Linked DNA regions of Homo sapiens: region 2 is linked to region 1. The links are chromatin loops, found by intact Hi-C in ENCODE. Cell type or tissue: ovary. All regions are shown on one strand. Links, peaks and the distances in the headings refer to the core of each region. The heading gives the core; the rest is flanking DNA. Region 1 holds the start of PLAC4 (placenta enriched 4). Region 2 overlaps BACE2 (beta-secretase 2).

The links. A loop is a pair of places that touch in the nucleus more often than their neighbours do. Peaks named below come from ENCODE experiments on the same cell type or tissue, not always from the same donor. Only the 100,000 strongest peaks of a DNase experiment are listed, where the experiment ranks them.
Region 2: it touches region 1 in a loop (5-fold over the local background); 9 of 110 quality-filtered maps call a loop at or near these places.

Annotation. Positions count from the first base shown.
Region 1 is chr21:41,178,395-41,190,412 of GRCh38, forward strand. The region is part of intron 1 of BACE2 (beta-secretase 2); the gene reads left to right. PLAC4 (placenta enriched 4) reads right to left here and starts at 6,845. Exons shown (of 1, transcript NR_148920.1): 1 at 1-6,845. RefSeq lists an enhancer at 1,321-2,130. In ovary, for the core only: no CTCF peak of the experiment used is centred there; no DNase peak of the experiment used is centred there.
Region 2 is chr21:41,232,843-41,244,860 of GRCh38, forward strand. BACE2 (beta-secretase 2) reads left to right here. Exons shown (of 9, transcript NM_012105.5): 3 at 4,671-4,887; 4 at 8,977-9,105; 5 at 10,534-10,668. Among named protein-coding and RNA genes, the nearest start is that of PLAC4, 54 kb to the left of the region's middle. RefSeq lists a silencer at 7,304-7,448 and an enhancer at 11,483-11,988. In ovary, for the core only: no CTCF peak of the experiment used is centred there; a DNase peak (open chromatin) is centred at 7,539.

The DNA of each region.
Region 1 (12,018 bases), core at 2,600-10,599:
AAAAATTTGAACCTGACTCAAAGGATGAGCATGTTTTTCTTTCTTTCTTCGGCACATTGGCTGGGTGTGGCGGCTCCATGCCTATTATCCCAGCACTTTGGAAGGCCGAGGTGGGAGGATTGCTTGAGGTTAGGAGTTCAAGATCAGCCTAGGCAACATAGCAAGTCCCTATCTATATAATTTTTTTTTTAAATTAGCCAAGCTTGGTGGTGCATGCCTGTAGTCCCAGCTACTCAGGAGGCTGAGGCAGGAGGATCACTTGAGCTCAGGAGTTCAAGGCTGCAATGAATTACGATTGTGCCACTGCACTCCAGCATGTGCAACAGAGCAAGACCTTGCCTCAAAACATATTAAGCACCTACTGCATGTCAGGGCCTTGGTCTAAGCCCTGGTATGCAACAGTCAACTAGACAGAGAGAGTCTTGGCTTTTACAGAACCTCCCCTTATAAGGAAGACAGATTGTCAAGGAAGTAAACAGACTTTTAGAGGAGTGCTGTGAGACAGTGCCATGTGGGAAGGGGTATTGGTGAAAGAATCCTGCTTTATAAGGGCGGTTATGGAAGACCTCTCTGAGGAGGTGCAATTTGAGATGAGATTGGCTTGAGGAGGACTGAGCCTTCAGAAGTTAGGGAAAGCGTGTCCCAGGCTGCAGCCAGGGAGGTGAAGACTTGAGGGTGTCAGGGTGAGGAGTGAGGGTGTCAGGGTGACTGAGGGTGCCAGGGTGAGGAGTGAGGGTGTCAGGGTGAGGAGTGAGGGTGTCCAGGGTGAGGAGTGAGGGTGTCAGGGTGAGGAGTGAGGGTGTCCAGGTTGAGTGAGGGTGTCCAGGATGAGGAGTGAGGGTGTCCAGGGTGAGGAGTGAGGGAGTCCAGGGTGAGGAGTGAGGGAGTCCAGGGTGAGGATTGAGGGTGTCAGGGTGAGTGAGAGTGTCCAGGGTGAGGAGTGAGGGTATCCAGGGTGAGTGAGGGTGTCCAGGGTGAGGAGTGAGGGTATCCAGGGTGAGTGAGGGTGTCCAGGGTGAGTGAGGGTGTCAGGGTGAGTGAACGTGTCCAGGGTGAGTGAGGGTGTCCAGGGTGCAGAGTGAGGTGTCCAGGGTGAGGAGTGACGGTGTCTGGGGTGAGTGAGGGTGTCCAGGGTGAGGAGTGAGGGTGTCAGGGTGAGTGAGGGTGTCCAGGGTGAGTGCACATGTGTGGTGAGGAGGTGTTTGCAGTGCTTCAGGCGCAGCAACTCTTTCATCTAGTTTAAAATTGTGCTCTGAGGTTAGATTTTAGTAGAACAAAGGCCTTACAAAGAATGTGAAAACATTGTGCTTCCCTGCTTACAGGCAATTAAAAAGGAGAATCAAGCTGAGGGTGCCTGGTGTGGGGTGGGGTGGAGAAGACCACAGAGACTATTGTGTGTTTTATTCAACAGTGTCCTGGGCTGCTTTCTCCAGAAATGTCCCTGACACATGGATGTAAGTGTGGCTAGTTTACTGGGAGATGATCCCAGTGATGCAGGACAGGCGAGCCCTAAGATTGAAGCATAGCCCGGGAGGGTTCTTAGCTTTGCCCAGGAAGGAACTCAAGGGCAAGCCAGTGGTGTTAGCAACTTTTATTGAAGCGGCCGGCTGTGCACAGCAGCAGCAGAGGCGCTGCTCCTTGCAAAGCAGGGCTGCCCTACAGGCTGTGCGCCCACAGTAGCAGCTCAGAGGCAGTTCTGCAGTGGTATTTGTATCCACTTTTAATTATATGCAAATGAAGGGGCAGTTTATGCAGACATTTCCAGGGTGAGGGTGGTAACTTCTGGGTGCTGCCAGAGCCATGGTGAACTGACTTGACACAGGTCGGTGTGTCCTATGGAAACTAGCATCTGCCCTGGACCTATTTTAGCTAGTGCTCAGTTTGGTCTGAGTGCCTGAGCCCCACTTCCAGAGTTGAGTCCCACCTCCTACCTCATTCCCCCTTCAGAGATTAGATACTCCTCCTTAATCTTAAGGGGGCTGCAGAAGGGCGGAGATCTGTTTTCCGTAACTACTTCCTGCTGAGTTTATGGACGTAGGCCCTGCCTGGCACTGGAGGAGTAAAAATCTCTGGATACCTGATCTAAGGAGCCCAGAGGCAGGACGATTTCATTCTCCGTGTCAGTGGACAGGATGGGCTGGAAGCCTTGTGCCAGCATTGTCTCTGGAACTGTGGTAATCTAGAATACACAAACTTTACTAAGAGGTTAAAGAAGCAAGGACCAAACATTTGTAACAAGACAGTTGTCAAAGGTCCTAGAAGAGGTGAAAAACAGGTGAGACTTGGGAAGGCACTTTTGATGGTTGACCAGATATAGTTGGGGGCAGTGCCCTGGTTATATCTATGTAACTAGGTAGCTTGCTCATAGATCTTTTGAATGTTAACCTCAACCTGTCCAGAGTTAATATATGTGCAGCAGGTTTTATTAATAACTGCACAAGACCCCACCTTGTTCAGCTAGTAAATAATCCAATGCTAGTCTGTTATCAACAACTACATTTTCCAGAGTCTGGGGAACTCTTGAATTCTCTTTAATGCCTGATCTCCGTTGGTGGCTAAGGATTCTAGGATTTGAGCCAAGTTCTTTAGCGTTAACTCATGGTAGGCAAAGCCACCCCAGGGTGCTGCTAGTCCTATTGCCACCCTGATTCCTGCCAGAATTAGTTTTATTGCTTACTTATTTCTGATATTCTTGGGTCCTAGGCGTTATAGATTGTGACCCCTGGAGGGGTAAGAGTGGCCAACGTTCATTCATGTCAGTTCCAAGTTTTTTAGATACAAGGGAAAGCTATTCCTTAAAGAAGAGGTGACTCCTTAGGGAGTTGGAGTGGTTACAGGGTGTGACTTCTTCCCATTCATAGTCACAAACAAAAATGAACCCAACTAGGGCACCAAGAGAAGCCCTGCGGGGTGCGATGTTTATACTTCATTGCCAGGTTGGGTCTATAGAGATATTTTCCACCTGTTCTCATGGTGGTGGTTGAACAATCTTTGTTTTCTAGAAGAAGGTAGTACTGTCACCTTCCCAGATCAGGCAGTTGTTTTTCCTTTGTATGTTCCCATCCGGGAGAAGGTACCATATATGGTCTTTTCACTCACAAATGGAATCTCATTTACCTCCCCGTGGTCTTGGAAACTTGGCAACTAGAGTTGGACCAGAGCATCGCAGGGAAGCTTCCACTTTTGTGTCATTAATGCAAGAGTGGATGCAAATGTTAGAGTTATGAGTGCACTGGAGATATAGATGCCCAACTTCCCAGATTCCGATAATAGTGGTCAGGGCAGGGGGACAGCAGGGTCCAGGGGGGATCCACTAAGTGGGGAAGAGTTCCACTTCACAATAGGGGTTTGGGTATTTTGGGGTGCTATGGTTAGTTAGGAGGTCTGGGGACATGGTCCTGAGATTTTCCAGATAGGTCGGAAGATGAAACTGTCTATCCTGGGGGTGTTGATGACAAATCTGGCAGCCATAAAGATGATTCTATGATGCTATAATTTTTGAAATATTTACTGTAGAATTTTGTCCACCCTCCCTGTCCACATACACACTAGCTTAGGTTAATTAGAAGAGCAAACAGAATTAACAGTGGCATCATGGTATCTGGTTGGGTCTTAGAGTAGCTTCTATACCCAACAAGCCCACAGGAGATGTTTCCCAGGAGGAGGTGGCTGGTTAAAGCCATAGAAAGGAAGTACTACAGTCAGGAAGAAGAGCAAGATCAATGCTCCTATTCCCATCTACAGCATTACATTACCTCTTCTGGCTGAGTGTTGATTATTTTAAATAGGTAGCAGAGGTCTTCCAAAGCTTTACTGATATTGGTTGTGGTTGTAGTGCCCTTCCTTTGTGCCTGTGACTCATAAGAAACAGGTTTAGTCCTGGATCTGTGTGCCCAAGTAGGTGTTCCCTGAAGTTTAACAGCAGTGGGGGTACTTAACAATACCTGATAAGGCCCCTTCCATTTCATTGTAATTGATTCTTGGGGTATCCCTGTCTTTACCCTGTCTTTAAGGTTTTAGCAAGACTAAGTCTCCTGGTTGAACCGGGGAGCTATTTTTTCCTTTGTGGGGAAGGACAGTATTTTATTTTTATATTGGAGGGCCTTTTGAACCTGTCCTAAATTCTAAAGGGGAGGGGGGAAGGTTCATATAGGTAATTACTACAAGCCAAGACCACAGCAGCTCAACACATAAAATCCATAGACAAATCAGTTTTACAACCCCATTTCCTGGCTTCTAGTTCTTGGCTTCCATACTGCTCAAAAGGAGTTCAAGGGCCAATGAGTGCCCGCCCACCTCCACACTCATGCACTGTGCAGATGACTTACACAGACCATCTACAACATAGCTGAATTTCCTGACATGTTCTATACTACCTCTTTCTTAAAGTTATTTTACTCTAGGATAGGGAATTTACTATACAGGATTCCTCCACATATAAAATTACTCTTTCTTTATATCCTTCCTTGCAAAACAAACAAAAAATACATTTTCTATTCATAATATTCTTTACATCTCTCTTTTCTACTCACTGGTTCACTCATGTTTTGAACCTCCCATTTAGTAACTTCCGGATTAGACAAAAAATTTTTTCTCAATAAAGAATACATTTCTTTAGCACATTTTATGGAAACCTAGGAAGGAAGAAGTCATGAACTTCACACTAGACATTGTCATTCTATAACTGAGAACCATTCTACCATTTTATGATTTTAAACCACACATTAAGCATATCCCATTTACGTGTATTTAATTATTTCACTTTTAACTTTATCTAGATCACCGAGAACCAAGGTACCATGCAAAGCTGGTCACCATTTAAAGCCATTTTAACCATTTTAAAGCCTATGAACATCAGTGACTTACCTAGGTAAAAATCCTAAAGTTAAATTTTAGAAGATACAAGATTCTCTTCAAACTAATAAGCTTTCAGTAGTCTTATTTGTTGAATGTATGAGTGTTCTTTTATCTATAAGCCAGTTTGACAGCACGCTAGATGTAACACACATCACAATACATGTACATATACCCAAAAACATATTAAATAAAATGACCTATACAAGACAACTGGATTCAAGTTATTTACAGAACTGGGACCCATCTACCTGGCCAAATTTTGTTTGCCCCGATAGGTATGGAAAACAGGAAAAGGCAGGACAGGGAATCCCATAGCATCAACTAAAAAGGGGAGGAAGCAAACTGCATTGCTCAAAAGGAGATTCTGGAGTCCCCACGCCACTGGAGAGCACACTCAGTGGTGGAAATACCAAAGAAAAATGTTCAGGCGGCTGCTTATCTGCCACTGTGGAAAGCTGTCCTCTGGGACAGTAAACTTACTTGAGCTAAGCAGCTCACTGGGGCTAGTAGGAGAAGGTTAGCTCTAGTATTGATGGAAGCTTTTTGTTGTTATTGTTCTCTCTCACCAGAGCAGTTAGGACATTTGCATTGCCAGGGGCCCTTTTGCGTATAGTAGGCGCAGTGATTCTGGCCCAGGGGTCAGCAAGTCAGGCATCAAGTCTTGTCTAGGCATCCCAGATGCTAATTTTGTAACATTTTCTCAAGATGAGTAATCCTGAGGGGCAAGGAGGCTTAAAGTCACTGTTAACAATTGTACTTTTTGGCTATTTCTTTTTACTCCCCTCTTTTGCCCTGTCCCTGTTGTTGTAAACTTTAAAGGCTATGTTTAAGCGTCGTTTCATAGGACTTGAAGGTCCCATTGCTGCTTTTTGTAGATTCCTCCTAATGTCAGGAGAAGATTGAATGAGAAAATGTATACCCAGGAGAGCTTGCCCTTCTGGGGTGTCTGGGCCTGCATTAGTATATTTCCTGAGTGCTTCAACTAAAAGACCCTGAAACAGAGCGGGATTTTCATCTTTTCCCCGAGTTACTTCTTTAACCTTGTCATAATTGACTGGCTTAACCACACACTTTTTCCTCTACTTTTTTTTCCCCACAGCACAGCAAGCGGATGACAATATTTGTAAATCGTGGCAATTTGAAGAACATAGTCAACGTAACAAACTCTTGTATAAGCTTTTCTGGTTTATCTGAAAACTGGCCAATTCTTTCCTTTTATAAGGTCTAATTAGACATGGAAAGTGGCATATGTACTCTTTGAGTGTTCCCTCATTTCCATCAACTACTTTCCACAGTGGACACAGGCTTGACCTTAGGGGCTGATATGGAGCCCCACTCCTGGTGTACTGGTTGGGCTCATTTTCTTGGGCAGCAGAGGGTATAGGCTAGGGCTAGTTGGATAAGGGGGAAAGGTGCCTGATGATATTGGGGTGGAATCTCATTAGGGAATTGGCGAGAACCCCCACTCAGGACTGGGGGACTGAAGAGACTCTGGGGAGGCTTATGAACTTTCTATGGGGAGCAGCTAGGTGGGGATCCCTTATGCATGGCATTCTAATGCCTGGAAGTAACGTGATCCAGTATAGAGCCATAAAAGCCTGTACATAAGGGATCTCTTCCCATTTTCCTTCTCTTTTACAAAATAAGCCTAATCGTAAAATATCACTATAGTATATAGAACCATGTTTAGGCCAGATATATTCGTCATCTAACTTGTATTTAACCCAAATGGTGTTGCAATACAAAATGAGTTTCTTTTTCTTTAAGCCAAATTTGAATTTGCTCCAATAGCTTAAAAGACACCCTAGCGGCGAGTCCCTTGGGATACTCCTTGTTGTCCCCATGCCTATATTAAGGATCTCTCTACAGAGGGTTTTATTAGCCCAAGTTTAGCAAAAGCCTAGTTACTCTTCCCTCTTAAATTCCCGTGTTCTTTAAAGGTGTAAATATAGATAGCAAGGTGTTATAAAAATGGATTATGAGCTACGAATGGGCAGTCGAATGTGGAGCCTAAATTCCATAGAGATCTAGAGTTGGGTGGAGAGGGGGCTAAACAAATGGAGGAAGGGAAAGGGGTAAACAGCGTTGCCCAAGGGGAGACCTCAGAGGCTCTGACTTGCTGAAGAACCTACCCAGTAGTGGAGATACTGAAAAAAATATTGGGCTGGCCACTTGTCTACCACTGTAGGTGGCTGACTGCCAGGCCAGGAGCCTGGGAGCTCCCAATTCCTTTGACCAAGAGCAGCTTAGGCAAGGGAGTTATAAGACAGTACACAGGAAGGAGCTTGCAATTGGCTATTAGGAAAATAATACTCCTAACTTCAGGGTGGAAAAAGACAAGACCAATATTCGCCTAGCGAAAGGGGTATAACCCACAATCCTAGAGGAAATGTCAGTGCTAAAAACCCCAGAGCATCTGGAGGGTGGCCTATAATACCGATGCTGAGAACCCAAAATGCCTGCGTTTCAGCCAACAAGGATGCCCTCGCCAAAGCAGCTGTGCACAGCAGTGCCAAAAACCCTGGGGTACCCAGTGGGCGGCCAACCCCGTGAACCCAAGACCAGGTTACAGAACATAGAACAACGTGACAACGTGACTCTGGTATCCCAGAGTCAACACAACAGGGGACCTCTCACAACCAAGTGTCCTGCCTTAAACAATTGCCCAAATACAATTAACAGAAAGTCGAAAGCAAACATAAGACTCCAAACAAGACATACATGTTAGGACTGAAAATGAAACCAAAGTGGAGCAATAAAATGGAGTCAGAGGAGAAAGAACCAGGTGAAGGGGTGGCAAGAATGTGCTTCAAGGCACCTAAACCGTGGGGAACTGACCGCTTAGCCAAAGGCTTTTATTTCCTAGCTTACCTGATATTACTGGGGGAGGGTGCAAAGGGGACTCTCACCCATCCACAGAAGACAAAATGGCACCAGCCAGTCTTCCACGTGGGACCCGGGTGCAGGTCTCTCTAGGTTCCCCAGCTTGGGGGTGCTCAGCTTCTGTGTCGGGGGCTGGCTCGTTAGAGCAGTGGGTCCCACACGAGGCAGCTGTACTATGGACACTTGGCTGTCCACTCAGTTTCACCACCTGCCAGGGAAAGATGATGGCTGTGAAAAGAGGCACTGGTTAGGGTTAGAGCTCGGTAGTGTTAGCAGCTCTTTATTGGTACTTCCTCAGTGTTACAGATCTTACATCCTCAATCACAGACTGCTTCACCGTCTCTTGCTGTCTTGCCAACTGCTGTCTCTTGTCTCTCACCAATTGCTGCCTCTCTGTCTCTGCTGTCTTGCCTCTCTGCCAATTGCCACCATCTCCGCTGTCCTTGTCCCTTTGCTGGTTGCCAGATGATGCAGGACAGGCAAGCCCCAAGACTGGGGCTTAGCCTGGGAGAGTTCTTGGATTTGCCCAAAGATTCAAGGGTGAGCTGGTGGTGTTAGGCAGCAGCTTTCATGGAAGCAGCTGTGCACAGCAGCGCCAGAGATGCCGCTCCTTGCAGATCAGGGCTGCTCCATAGGCTGTGTGCCCTGAGTAGCAGCTCAGAGGCAGTTCTGCAGTCATATTTATACCTACCTTTAACTATATGCAAATTAATGGGCGGTGTATGCAGATACTTCTAGGATGAGGGTGGTAACCTTAGGGCCATTGGGTCATTGCCATGGAAAGGGGTGGTAACTTCTGGGTGTTGCCATGGAAACGGTAAACCGACATGGCATGCTGGTGGGTGTGTCCTATGGAAAACTGCATCTGCCCTGACCTGTTTTAGCTAGTGCTCAGTTTGGTCCTATGTCCAAGCCTTGCCTCTGGAATCAAGTCCCGCCTCCTGCCTCACCAGGAGTCGCAGGTAAGAGTGTGTGTCATGGAGGAGGTTATAAATGTGGGCCACTGAGACCCACTCCCCACTGGGGAACTCTGAGAGGTGACATCAGATAGATTCAGCTGTGCTGACTAGGGGGCAAGGCAGCTGGGCCTTATCACTCCCTCCTGCCAACCGTGGGTGGAGGGCAGCTCACAGGGGGTTCACTCTTCAGCGTTTCTGGCTCAATAGCTGGCCAAAGAAGCCATCTGCAGAGAGTCACAGGTGCTTGCATTAGAGGCTGTAGAGTCAAGTGCCCAGGAAGGGTGTGGCTGGCAGTTTGCTGTGGCTACTGTGTGCCTAGAACAACCACTGTGTGCTAGAACCATGGCTGGCACAAGTTAGGATGATATTTGAGGAATGAAAGATCGAATATGTTCTACCACTGCACGTATTTGAGAGCATTATTTTGGCCCAGGAATCACAAAACAGAGTTTTAAAACTGTTCTTTAAAATCCTAACCTGCTAGCAGGCTCTAGACTCTAACTCATGAAAGCCTCTGTGAGTTTGGAGTGTGCCTGTCATTGCTGTGTAGTTCCTTGAACTTTTATTGGAAGGTGAAGATGTGATGTGTAGATACTGAGCAAGAGAAAATGGTTGGGGGGCAAAGGGTGATCGTGTTTGAGGTTATAAACAACCACAAAACCGCCTTTGAGAGTTGAGTGCTCTGAACGTTAAGAGCTTGCAAACCCTTTAGAATGGCTGGGCTTTGTATGGTTGACTGGCAGCACAACAAAGTTGCAAGCAAGTGTTAAATTCCTGACCCACTACCACTTCCATGTAATCCATCAGGAAGTTTACCAAAGTATAGCTCCCACAGCTTTTGTATATATAAGAATTTACTACGTAGTAGTTCCTTTATATTCTGTATAACGTCAGTTCTTAAGTACACACACATTTTAAAAGTACGTAATATTGTTATCATCCTTCCATTAGTCAATATACGTACATTTTGGTTTAACCCTGTAGTCCAGGGGCAACTTCTATGATCCCTCCTTCTTGCTTTTTGCACCCAAATAGGAGAGAAGGCAGTGTCATTCAGAATGGTCGGGCTGCAGGCACCTGTGGGCCGTGTTTATAGAGAGTGGAATCACTCTGTGCCCAGCAGAACCCACGTCTTCCCCTCCATGTCAGAGCTGGTGCTTCACTTGGGGCCTGCTCATCTCTGTATCCATGGACATATGCCTCATTGCCTGGGTTTATGAATCATGAGGCTAAGTAGAGAATTGAAAACAACTCCCAATATTTGTGTTCAGGCCTAGGGAGAGGCAGGGTGTTCCATGGTTGGCAGGCCTATGCAAACCACCCCAGAGTCCAAGGAAGCTGAGAGGCCGAAGAAGAGGCTGCCAAATCCAGTTTCTCAGAAAGAAATATTTAATAGGGACTTATGAATGGAAGTCATGCCTGTGTCTAGAGTGGTGGCAAGACGAGATGGTGGATTCCTACCCATCACCCCCCCAGACCCAGGGCTTACATACCATAGGGAAGGAATGTCTAGGGCAGTCGAAAAGGCAAGAATCCTATGTGAATCTGCCTAAGGGCAGGATTGCCTGAGCTAAGGGCAGGATTTACCAATAAGTACTTTCTCTTACATAAGGAACAATAGATAAGAGAAACCTTAGAAGCCTTCCAGGAACTGGGGTCAATCAGAAGTCAACATGGTGGTGGGAATCCAAGGATGGAGTTGCTTTAGCCTCTCCACAGGGTCCTGCTCAACTTCAACCTTAAGCCTCATGTTCCAAGCCAGTGTCAACAGGATTCTTCCTGGGGCCACTGGGTTTTAGCACAGCCAATGGCACATTGGTTACCGTGGTTCCTTAGCCCTGTAATTGCATCAGAGGCCTGCCCAGAAGACTGATTGGAGGCCAGCAGTCTCGCTCCTGTGGCCAGGCAGCATCTTCTTGTGTCCCTCGAGAGTTTTGAAGGTATTTTCACATTATCTTCCCGATGCTGTTGATAAGTCTGATGCAATTGTAATTCCTGATTCACTGTATATGAACTGTTTTCTTTCCCTCCAGAAACATGTGAAGTATTCTTGACCTGGTATTTGGAAATTTCTTGTTGATGTGTCTTAGTCTGGATCTTTAAAAAAAAAAAAAATGCTGGGCACTTGGTGAATCTTTTCAGTCTAGAAACTCATAACGTTCATGTCTGAGAAATTGTCTAGTAATTGCCTGTTCTCTCTTCTTGGACCTCCCATTATTCAGAAGTTGCACCTTCTAGTCTGGTCTCTCTGCTTCCCTTGTCTGTCTTTTTGGTTCTTCTCTCCATTTTCATTTCTGCCACCCACATTTTAGTTTTCAGGATCACTTTCTTTTTCTCTGAATGCTTCTGTTTTTGTTTGTTTTTCACCTTATTCCTGTTTCAAAGTTGCACATCTTCTTATATTTCTCTGAGAAAATTATGATTTTGCTTAACACTTGATTTCTGCTTCCTGCTTTTTATCTGTCTCCTCCAAGTTCCTTGTTTCAGTGTGTTTGTCATGGTCTTTGTGTCTCATGCTAGAGGCTTTCCTCACTATCTCATGATTATTGGCTGTCTGTTCATATTTAAAAGAGAAGCATTCAAATTTGATTGGAAGTTAAGGACTGTATGGAGACAAGGTATAGAAAATATTTTCATTGTTTTATTAGTCAGGGTTCTGTAGGGGAACAGAATAGGAGATAGATATAGATAATAGAGATAGAGACATAGACATATAGATAAAGGGGAGTTTATTAAGTATTAACTTACACAATCACAAGATCCCACAGTAGGCTGTCTGCAAGTTTGAGGGGCAAGGAGAGCCAGTCTGAGTCTCAAAACTGAAGAATTTGGAGTCCAGTGTTCAAGGGCAGGAAGCGTCCAGTACGGGAGAAAGATGTAGGCTGGGAAGCTAGGCCAGTCTCTCCTTTTCACATTTTTCTTCTGCTTTATATTCACTGGCAGCTGATTAGATGGTGCCCTCCAGATTAAGGGTGGGTCTGCCTTCCCCAGCCCACTGCCTCAAACGTTAATCTCTTTTGACAACACCCTCACAGACACACCCAGGATCAATACTTTGTATCCTTCAATCCAATCAAGTTGACACTCAGTATGAACCATCACAAGTCCACCCCTCGTCAACTTGAACCCATACACATCTGAGATCATACATAATCTTCAAATAAAGACAATAATAAGGTCATAATTATGCCTAACATATTACAACTATTCTTTGTACAACCTGAAACACACCAGTCTCCAACCCAAATACTATTACATAAAGTTAACAATACTTAAATGCTGATTTGAAGTCAGTAAATCTTATGTCACATGCTAAAGG
Region 2 (12,018 bases), core at 2,796-10,795, 55 kb after region 1:
TGCAAACATGGCCTAACAGACTTGAATTTTTTTTTTTTTTTTTTGAGACAGAGTCTCGCTCTGTTGCCCAGGCTGGAGTGCAGTGGCACGATATCGGCTCACTGCAAGCTCCACCTCCCGGGTTCATGCCATTCTCCTGCCTCAGCCTCCCGAGTAGCTGGGACTACAGGCGCCCGCCACCACACTTGGCTAATTTTTTGTATTTTCAGTAGAGACGGGGTTTCACCGTGTTAGCCAGGATAGTCTCGATCTCCTGACCTCATGATCCACCTGCCTCGCCTCCCAAAGTGCTGGGATTACCAGACTTGAATTTTCTAATAATAACTCATAGCCTGAAAAAAGGCAGCAAATGATTAATTATAATAATAGCAGCTATTTTGTGGCATATCTCCTGTGTTCCAAGCTTTTGTTCTACATGCTTTACAATATTAACTCTTTTAATCTGCATAATTAACTTCACGAGGGATGGTATTATATTATCACCATTTTTTAGTTGAGGAAACCGAGGCATAGAGAAATAAATAACTTGGCCCTGGGTCACACAGCTAATAAGGGATTGAACTCATATTTGAACCCAGGCAGTATAACTCCAGCTGCCTCTGCTGTCTCTGGAAATGACACCAAAATATCCAGAGTGCTCCCTCTGTAAGGAGACCAGCAACCTGAGCAGGAAACTAGAGAAGACATGCTAAATAGATATGCAGGCTGGTTCAGGTTCTTACTAACACTACAAATTCTACAGAGTTTTCTATAGCCTGGACAGAGTGAAACTAAACTTTTCAAAAGGAAGTCATAGCATTTTAGACTGTTTAGGAAAGATACAATTACTCTACCAGGGCTGGGCAAGGTGGCTCACGCCTGTAATCCCAGCACTTTGGGAGGCTGAAGCAGGTGGATCACCTGAGTTCAGGAGTTTGAGACCAGCCTGACCAACATAGTGAAACCCCATCTCTACTAAAAATACAAAAATTAGCTGGGCATGGTGGCATGCGCCTGTAATCCCAGCTATTAGGGAGGCTGAGGCAGCAGAATCGCTTGAACCCAGGAGGCGGAGGTTGCAGTGAGCTGAGATGGCAGCATTGCACTCCAGCCTTGGTGACATAGCGAGACTCCATCTCAGCAACAACAAACGATTACTCTACCAGACCAGGTAGTATGGTTTGGCTGTGACCCCACTCAAATCTCATCTTGAATTGTAGCTCCCATAATTACCATGTATTGTGGGAGGGACCCAGTGGGAGATAATTGAATCAAGGGGGCGGTTTTTCCCCATACACTGTCTTCGTGGCAGTGAATAAGTTTTACGAGATCTGATGGTTTTATAAGGGGAAATCCCTTTCACTGGCTTTCATTTCTCTCTTCCCTTCCCCATGTAAGACATGCCTTTCACCTTCCACCATGATTGTGAGGCCTCCCCAGCCACGTAGAATTGTGAGCCCATTAAACTTCTTTCTCTTTATAAATTACCCAGTCTTAGGTATGCCTTTATCACAGTGTAAAAACAGACTAATACACCAGGAGTTGGCAAACTCTAGCCCATGAGCCAAATCTGACCTGCTGCCTGTTTTAGTAAATAAAGTTCTATCAGAACACAGCCATGCAGCTATGCAAGTTTACTTACACATTGTCTGTGGCTGCTTCCACATTACGTTTGAGAGCTGAGTAGTTATCACAGAGATCCCATGGCCTACAAACCTAAAACGTCTATTATTTGTTTCTTTATGGAAAGAAATTGCCAACCTCTGTTCTAGATCCTATTCTCCAAGCATTTCAAGATAATTAGTCTTTGTATATTTCTGAACTTGAGGAATGAACCCAAATTGTCAAAATGGACTGAATAATTCAGTATTTTTATTGCTATTCAACATAAGCGTGTTCATCTCCTCCCATGTGGCAGGCACATCTGAATTTATATTGGCACTAACACTTGGCATTCCGCCAATCTTCAAATACCCCATTTCAAAGACCTGACTGCATGTTACCTGGGTAATTTCTGGTGGATCCCTTAGTGCTCTAAGGACCCTCTGTGGTCACTTTTCTGTTTTTGTACCTGCCCATTGTCGGGAGATCTGCGCACAGAAAACATTCACTGAATGCCTCTCTTACTTTATGATCACGGTGGAGTGAACCAAGATAGTAGGCAAATATTAAAAGCCAACCATCTTTATATTCTGTACCCCATTATGAAGTTAGAATCAGCTGTTTCCCCCAAATCCGTTTGCCAGACCTTCGTAAAATAACATATTTCTCCTGATTATAAAAATAATGCATGCAAACATGGAGGGACCTAACCACAAGAATAGGAGTCCTCCCACCTCCAATCCTGCCACCCCAGCTGGCCACTGTTAATATTTGAGTGTAATAAATAGTTTTGAAGGAGAGTCTGTCTCATTGACGTATTTTTCTTTTAACTTTTTCTCTGCATCATTTAAAATTTCTTAGAAAAAGAAACATTTTTCCCTTGGCACATAATAGCGCATCATATGGATATGCTGTAATTTACTGAACTGTTTCCTTGTTACTGAGCATTTGGATGGTTTCCAGCTGTTTGCTGTTATACATAAAACATCACGACCATCCTGGCACATGAACCTCTGTCTGCTTCCTGGTGTCTCCTTAGGGTCAGATTCTCAGAAGTGCAGTTACTGAATTAAAGATAGTTAACATTTTTGATGCTTATGAGATATACCAAGAATGAGTTAATGAATAAAAGGCCAGATAGGGTGGCTCATGCCTGTAATCCCAGCATTTTGGGAGGCTAAGGTAGGAGGATTACTTGAGCCCAGGAGTTTGAGACTAGCTCGGGCAATATAATGAGACCCTGTCTCGGCAAAAAAAGAAAGAAAAATATTAGTTGGGCTTGATGGTGTGCACCTGTAGTCCCAGTTACTCAGTAGGCAGAGGTGGGAGGATCTCCTGAGCCCAGGAGTTCAAGCTACTGTGAGCCATGATTGCGCTATGGCACTCCAGCCTGGATGACAGAGCAAGACCTTTTCTTTAAAAGAAATAATAAATGAATGAATGAATGAATGAATGAACAAATGATCATGTCATCTCCAAACTTCTTTACTGACCTTAAGCAAGACTGCACTAGTTCATGTAATCCCACAACAAAGACTTATTAACACGTGTTAATGTTCACAGACTGATTATTAAAACAGAGTGAAATCAAGCCTGCAGGTGAGCAGGATCGCTTTAGTATGATCTACTGGGTGATTTGATATTTAGCTTAGAATTGTGATTATTTTCTTAGGAGGAGCATGGTTTGAGTTCATAGACATTTGCCTAGAGATGTTTCTTAGGTTCCTTCCTATATTCCAGCAGTTTTCAAACTCAAATGGGCATAGGAATGACCTTATAGGGTGGGACTCCCCAGGGCCATGACACCTGCTGTCCTCTCTCCACAGTGCTCTACCCCTAGAGAGCCCCAGGTCTCACTGTCTTCATTCAGGTCTCATGCAAACATGGTTGGATCCAAGAGTTCTCTCCAACCACTGGGTCACTTGAGGTCCCCTTGCCTGCTTTGTTCCCTGGGTGGCTCTCGTCCCGTAACCACCATTCCCGCATTCATTATCTCTCCTCACTGCAGCATAAACTGAGGGGGCAGGACTTTCGTCTGATCTTGTGAATGTCGTTCTGCGTCAGTAGCTCTTACCTCCAGGGCCACGTGAGTGTCAGGCTCTCGGTCATGTCACAGTGATTCATGTTCTGGCATGCCATTAGCGTCACTGCCCATATTTTGGTGAGAGTATAATCACCTTTGGGGCATTGGGGGAGAACCTTGAGAAGGACCTGTGACATGAAGGACCTGGGCTTCAGCAGGTAGGGCTTGGTCATTATTTGTCACATGAGTTGTATGTGTGAACCTGAACTCCAGCTGCTGCGGGCACAGGCTGGTGGAGCCTCCCTCTGGGATGCCGGCACCTACCCGTGTCACACAGCAGCAGCACAGCAGCCCTGCAAAGCCGGAGGGCCAGGCAGGTGCCAGATTGGGTTGTGTCCTTCAAAGGGTCGTGTCCTACGGTGGCCAAACAAAGCACCTGACTTATAGGGTTTAACTTGGGTATAGTGAAAAATTAAACTCCAGCCACATGTTTACACCAGTGCGTCCCTTCCACATGACATGGAAAACACTGTTACCAAAACATTAGCGATTATGTTTTTGGGGGAAGCTGTCACTTTGTTAACATTGATGCTGTTCATGATAAAGAATGGCTTACAGGCTTACAGTAGACTTTCTGTGTTTAGGATAGCTGCCTTGGACACGGCAACCTTATCTTCATGGTTCGGGAACATGGATACATAAGAGAATGCAAGGGGCTTAGCCGGGCGCAGTGGCTCACGCCTGTAATCCTAGCACTTTGGGAGGCCGAGGCAGGCAGATCACAAGGTCAAGAGATCGAGACCATCCTGGCCAACATGGTGAAACCCCGTCTCTACTAAAATTACAAAAATTAGCTGGGCGTGGTGATGTGTGCCTGTATTCCCAGCTACTCAGGAGGCTGAGGCAGGAGAATCGCTTGAACCCGGGAGGCGGAGGTTGCAGTGAGCCAAGATCCCGCCACTGCACTCCAGCCTGGGTGACAGAGCAAGACTCCGTCTCAAAAATAAATAAATAAAAATAAAATAAAATAAAATGAATACAATATGCTTTTCTTTTCTTTCTCCAGGTCTAGCACATACCGCTCCAAGGGCTTTGACGTCACAGTGAAGTACACACAAGGAAGCTGGACGGGCTTCGTTGGGGAAGACCTCGTCACCATCCCCAAAGGCTTCAATACTTCTTTTCTTGTCAACATTGCCACTATTTTTGAATCAGAGAATTTCTTTTTGCCTGGGATTAAATGGAATGGAATACTTGGCCTAGCTTATGCCACACTTGCCAAGGTAAGGCTAATCCATGGATTTAAGGAAATCAAATAACAGGATGAGATTCTGAAAATCAGTCATTAAAGGGCTGACACATGAGTCTTGGGCTGTTCTTGGAGACAGTGAGAACCACGTGGTGGAAACAGACCAGCATTCACACAATTATATTTCCAAGCATTTTTTAAATTGAAGGTAAACAGCATGATTCTTGGAACCTTCCTGTAAGACAGGCAATAGCATTAACTTTTTGTTTTATTTTCGTTTTATAGTTTAAAATGTTAACAGAATTTGAATCATGTAGATTGTGGTGTGTGTTTAGGAGTTTTTACTAAGGTGGGATTAAAAGAAAACACATTTATTAAATTCATACGTTTGCGTGAAGATGGAGCCTGCAGACGGCCCTGGAATGCAGGCAGGGGGTGGTGCCCTCCGCCAGGCTGGGACGTGGCCTGTTTTCCTGGCTCTGCAGGGGACACCTCCGAGGAGACACCCAGCATGGGAATATGGGCAGCCTGAAGGCATGCCCTGGGGAGAGCCAGCCCTTCCCAGTGGTGGTGAGCCCCAGAGGAATTGTGGAACCCTGCTCTTGCCATCACCAGAGCCTCCCCACATGGGGAAAGACAGAATTGGATGTTCACCAAATATTTGTACTTGGGGCCTACCCAAAGGAAATATGTCTGTATGCAGGAGGAGGGAGGCAGGCAGGGGAATTTCCACCTGGAGGCATTGCCAAAGGCAGGCGGGAGTAGACGCTAGGGGTGTGTGCAGGGCTCCTGGAGTCCACATGGGTTTGTATGTTTATTGCGGCATTATTCACAATAGCAAAGACTTGGAACCAACCCAAATGTCCAACAATGATAGACTGGATTAAGAAAATGTGGCACCTATACACCATGGAATACTATGCAGCCATAAAAAATGATGAGTTCATGTCCTTTGTAGGGACATGGATGAAATTGGAAATCATCATTCTCAGTAAACTATCACAAGAACAACAAACCAAACACCGCATATTCTCACTCATAGGTGGGAATTGAACAATGAGATCACATGGACACAGGAAGGGGAATATCACACTCTGGGGACTGTGGTGGGGTGGGGGGAGGGGGGAGGGATAGCCTTGGGAGATATACCTAATGCTAGATGACGAGTTAGTGGGCGCAGCGCACCAGCATGGCACATGTATACATATGTAACTAACCTGCACAATGTGCACATGTACCCTAAAACTTAAAGTATAATTAAAAAAAAAAAAAAAAAAAAAAAAAGAACTGCAGAAGGAGACCAGCTCTCCTGGCCCTGTACCTGGGTACCACGCCCTGGCCTCACCTTGCTCAGCGTTAGGCTTGGAACCAGAGCTATGTGTGGAAGGGAACAGAAGTGATTGCTGGAGCAATAGGCCCCCACTGTCCCATGAGGATAATCTTCCCATCGTGGAAGAACATTTGTTCCAGCTCAAGTTTATGAGCAGATGGGGGTGGGGTGGGGAGGGCAAGAGGAAGTTTACAGCCCTTGGCCCCTCCAAGGAGACAGAATCACAATTACTGAGAGCCTATTAGGCCCTAGGCTGAGAAGATACAAGATAAGATGTGGGTCACTCAGTGCTCAGGACTCCCCTGTGAGGCATACTTTGTAAGGTCATATTCTCCCCATTTTCTTTTTCTTTTTACTTTTTTATTTTTTTGAGAGAGAGTCTCACTCTATTTCCCAGGCTGGAGTGCAGCAGTGTAATCTCAGCTCACTGCAACCTCTAGCTCCCGGGTTCAAGTGATTCTCGCACCTCAGCCTCCCAAGTAGCTGGGACCACAGGCACATGCCACAACGCCTGGCTAAGTTTTGTAGTTTTGGTAGAGATGAGGTTTCACTATGTTGGCCAGGCTGGTCTCAAACTCCTGAGCTCAAGTGATCCATTCACATCAGCCTCTCAAAGTGTTGGGATTGTGGCATGAGCCACCGTGCCTGGCCTTATTCCCCCCATTTTCAAGATGTGGGGATTGAGGATCAGTGAGCTGTTGCCCCTTTGAAATCAGGCATGGAGCTTCTCACTGTCTGCAGAGCCAGGGCTGGCTCATGAACCTTTTGTCCTCTGTATCATAGATAATTGCAGACGCATGAAAACTTCCGTTCCTAAATACATTTTCAAAATGCTTTATCTGTATGTGACTGGAAATGAAAGATGTATATGACTGGTTTTATGCAAATTGTTCCGAAGATGATAGAGTAAACCTAAATTGCCTGGAATTAATAATATGTAAAGATTCTGTGAGAACAGACCCCTTCGGGGTTTGCTCAGACCTCCTGACTCTCCGTGCGACATTTTATCTTTTCATTTATGAAATTCCAAGATTACTGACAATTGGCTTCCCATTTCCAGGGTTTGAGGAGACAGCAGTAGGACTCATAGGAAGCAGAATGTGGCTGGGAACAGGGCCTGCAGGGTGAGCTGGGCAGACTGCCCACAGGGGTCTCTGAGACAGGTGGGCTGAGCGCTCTGCAGTGGTCAGGTTGTGTGGTGGCCCCTGGTCCATTCCAGGGGCTTCCTGTCAAGGCTGTGTCAGGAACACCTACTGGGCTTCTAACACTATAGCTGCCTGGGCCCCACTGCTGCTGAATCAGGTTCTCTCAGGGTTGGTTGTGGGCACCTGGATGCTTTTAATCCCTAGAGGGATCCCGAGGCACAGCCCTAGTGAAGGACTTGACAGAATGATTGCAGCTCCTTCGCTGTGTGCGTGTGCCAGGTACTGCTCCAAGTGCTTTACAGGTATTGGCCCATTTAAGCCCCAGAGCGGCTCCAGGCAGCTGCCCTTATCCCTGTTTCACAGGGAAGGAAGCAAAGGAACAAGTCACTCGGCTGGCAAGTGGCAGAGCCTGTCTCCCATCGTGTTTGCTTTGCTTTACCGCCTCTCAAGAAGGTGGGTAGAACACCAGCTGGGGGCACCCCCAGGCCCACCCTATAATCCCAAGAGGTGATTTTGTCTCACTGGTTGACCCAAACGCCCACAAGTGTTCTGACAGAGATTGCATATGGAAATCGTGCTAGATTCTGCCTCGGAATTCTGCAGAAGCTGAGATGAAACAAGTAGGAGGTCAAACACAAATGGACTACACCAATGGGAAGATCTGTATCTATTCCATGGTGGAGTTCCCCTCTCACTCCCTCTGGAATCACAGTTTTAGTTCTCACGGATAGTAAATAATCATTCCTGTGAATGACCATGGGCACCCAGGGGATGCCTATAGCGTCTGTGCTACTATAGTTAATTACATTTTCATCAAAAACTAACAACTCATGGTCACCAACTCCAGTGTCTCCCAGTTGTCAAAGCCAAAATCTAAACTCAGGTCTATCACTGACTTCCTACATGACCACCGGCACCCCTGGCACACCGGCACCTCACAGCTGTTTACGGACCTTCCCGCTTCCCTTTGAGTCTCTCTGGAGAAATGAGGGCATCCTCTGTATGTCTTGCTGGATGTGAGGGAGACACAGAGCACACGAGGGCTTCTGAAATCTGGCCTTGGGGGAATAAGAAGCCTTTTATGCTTCTGGAGTATAGATTTGTGCCTTTCCTGCTTCTTTCCTGCCAGAGTTCATCTGGCAGAGCTAAGCCTCACCCCAGGCTCTGGGGTCCGGGGGATACTGTCCTCCCAGGTCAGCCACCTCTCATTTGCATGGTGGACAGCTGCGGCTGACAGGCAAACAAAGATGTCTGCGGCCATGGCAGCTCCTAGAGAAACTCTTCTCTCCTTACTCTCAAATGCCTAAGATTAGGATCCACCACCTGCCACGGTAACCTACTTCCACGGCTTCTCACACCCCCTCACAAGGCAGTCATGATGATAGATGTGACTGCGTCGAATGGCTTCCAGAAATATGATCTTATTTGTACAACAGAGCCGTGCCCAAAGGAAGAATGCCAACCAGTGGGAAGCTCTGCTGGGGCTTTCTGAATTCCTAGACCCAATCACAAGCTGGTGTACTGTTGAACCATGAAAAAATTGAGTATAAACACCAGGAATGTCTGTGGCGCGTGGCGTCTACACTGGGTGACCCATGTCTACACTGTGAGTCCTAAGCGGGTGCCCCTCTCTGTCGCCCTCCCGCAGCCATCAAGTTCTCTGGAGACCTTCTTCGACTCCCTGGTGACACAAGCAAACATCCCCAACGTTTTCTCCATGCAGATGTGTGGAGCCGGCTTGCCCGTTGCTGGATCTGGGACCAACGGAGGTAGTCTTGTGGGTATCTTTTAGTCTTAAAGGGGCGAAAAATCACAGATGGATGGGCTGTTTTTTTCTGTTTTATTAAACACCTGAGCAGAAATATTAGGCATGTAGGTGTGCGTAGGTACTGTAAAACTTTCATCCTCCTTGTAGTAGATCTTTTTAGAAATGGCTAAAATTAGGCAATCCTTTATGTCATCCTGCCATCTGGAAGGATGATTCTCATCGCTTCTCCGAATTCCATTAAAACTTTTCTTTACCGCCCTTGGAAGGGCACTGCTTTCTGTGGGTGGGGGAGGGACAAGTGAGGAGCGGTGGGGGGCGTGGTGAGTGGACCTGACTGTGGGTAGGGGGCCAAAGGAGAGTTCATAAATTTGGCAGGGAAACAGGGGCCCTTGTAGATCCTTTCTCTCTCTCTCTCTCTCAACACACACAGGCACACACGCACCACAGCACAAGTGTTTGCTGCTGAAACAGAATCAAGGCCGTCAGCACTACGGAGGTGCTGGAGCCTGAGCTTCCCTCCAGGGGCCGGCACCCAGACGTCAAAAGTAGTAGGGGACAGGAAGAATGCACTAGAAGGGGGTGCTGCCAGTCCCTTTGCTGTCTGACTATGAGAGGCAGGATCTGCACCCCGGTCCTCAGCTACTTTCATTTGCTACCATTTCCAGGCAGAGGACAGCATAGGATTTATGAGGAAATGTTTTATGATTTTGCACAATGAAGCTTTGATCAGGGAAGTGCTTGATCTTCTGTTCTCTGACCTCCAAGGAACTAAATAATTGTCAGTCAGTGTGGTTAACTGTTTTATTGCATTTCTTTGAAGGAAAAATCTCAATATTGTAAAGCTAAACTTGTATGTACTTTCTTTGGATAAGAGAAACCTCCAAAGCATCTTGATTAGATGAGGGCCTAATACCATCTGACCTTTGCAGACGTGGACCCATAAAATTCCTTGTTTTATTTTATTTTATTTTATTTCATTTATTATTATTTTTTTTAGATGGAGTCTCGCTCTGTCGCCCAGGCTGGAGTGCAGTGACGCGATCTCAGCTCACTGCAGCCTCCGCCTCCCTGTTCAAGCGATTCTCCTGCCTCAGCCTCCTGAGAAGCTGGGACTACAGGTGCGCGCCACCTTGCCCGGCTAATTTTTGTATTTTTAGTAGAGATGGGGTTTCACCATGCTAGCCAGGCCGTTCTCGAACTCCTGACTTCATGATCCGCCCACCTCAGCCTCCCAAAGTGCTGGGATTACAAGCGTGAGCCACCGCGCCTGGCTCCTTGTTTATTTTTTAAGCATTGATATTTGTTTCATGACATTGTCACGAAGTAGAAGCCCTGATTGCAGTGAAGTTTCTCTTTACAAGTGCATGCTTCTCTGTGTAACCTGTTGATATGTCTGTGTATTTTTTCTCTTATACCTGTAAATATTTCCTGTCCCAGGTCTTGGGTGGAATTGAACCAAGTTTGTATAAAGGAGACATCTGGTATACCCCTATTAAGGAAGAGTGGTACTACCAGATAGAAATTCTGAAATTGGAAATTGGAGGCCAAAGCCTTAATCTGGACTGCAGAGAGGTATTTATGCTATGGTCTCTGTTGTGTCTTTCTGTGTATGTCTGGGTCCCTTAAATATGCCAGCTGGAACCCGTAGATGCCAATAGAAGGTACATTACCTCGTAAGATAAAGGCTCATTACATGAAAAGATGCAGGGCCTTGCTGTACAGTAAGTTGAAATCAATTAATTGTCCTCCCTCCCCACCCCAAATATTGCATCCTCCCAACCACTTATCTTCATAGGGCAAAATTACCATTAAATGGTGAGTGAAGAGGACTATCTGAGCTACACCTTTCACCATTCATTCATCTTGGATTGATGGTCCCTAAGCTCAGTTTAAGAGGTTGAAATAAACAGATTTTTAATCAGTGTAGGACAGAGAAGGACGAAAATTAAGCAAAATGAAACCGAAAAGATCATCAGCTTTTATCCTCCATTCACAGCTAGCCTGGCCCCCAGAGTACCCAATTCTCCCTAAAAAACGGTCATGCTGTATAGATGTGTGTGGCTTGGTAGTGCTAAAGTGGCCACATACAGAGCTCTGACACCAAACCTCAGGACCATGTTCATGCCTTCTCACTGAGTTCTGGCTTGTTCGTGACACATTATGACATTATGATTATGATGACTTGTGAGAGCCTCAGTCTTCTATAGCACTTTTAGAATGCTTTATAAAAACCATGGGGATGTCATTATATTCTAACCTGTTAGCACTTCTGTTCGTATTACCCATCACATCCCAACATCAATTCTCATATATGCAGGTACCTCTTGTCACGCGCGTCCATGTAAGGAGACCACAAAACAGGCTTTGTTTGAGCAACAAGGTTTTTATTTCACCTGGGTGCAGGTGGGCTGAGTCTGAAAAGAGAGTCAGTGAAGGGAGACAGGGGTGGGTCCACTTTATAAGATTTGGGTAGGTAGTGGAAAATTACAATCAAAGGGGGTTGTTCTCTGGCTGGCCAGGGTGGGGGTCACAAGGTGCTCAGTGGGAGAGCCTTTGAGCCAGGATGAGCCAGAAGGAATTTCACAAGGTAATGTCATCAGTTAAGGCAGGGACTGGCCATTTTCACTTCTTTTGTGGTGGAATGTCATCAGTTAAGGCAGGAACCGGCCATTTTCACTTCTTTTGTGATTCTTCACTTGCTTCAGGCCATCTGGACGTATAGGTGCAGGTCACAGTCACAGGGGATAAGATGGCAATGGCATAGCTTGGGCTCAGAGGCCTGACACCTCTGAGAAACTAAAGATTATAAAAATGATGGTCGCTTCTATTGCAAATCTGTGTTTATTGTCAAGAGGCACTTATTTGTCAATTAAGAACCCAGTGGTAGAATCGAATGTCCGAATGTAAAACAAAATACAAAAC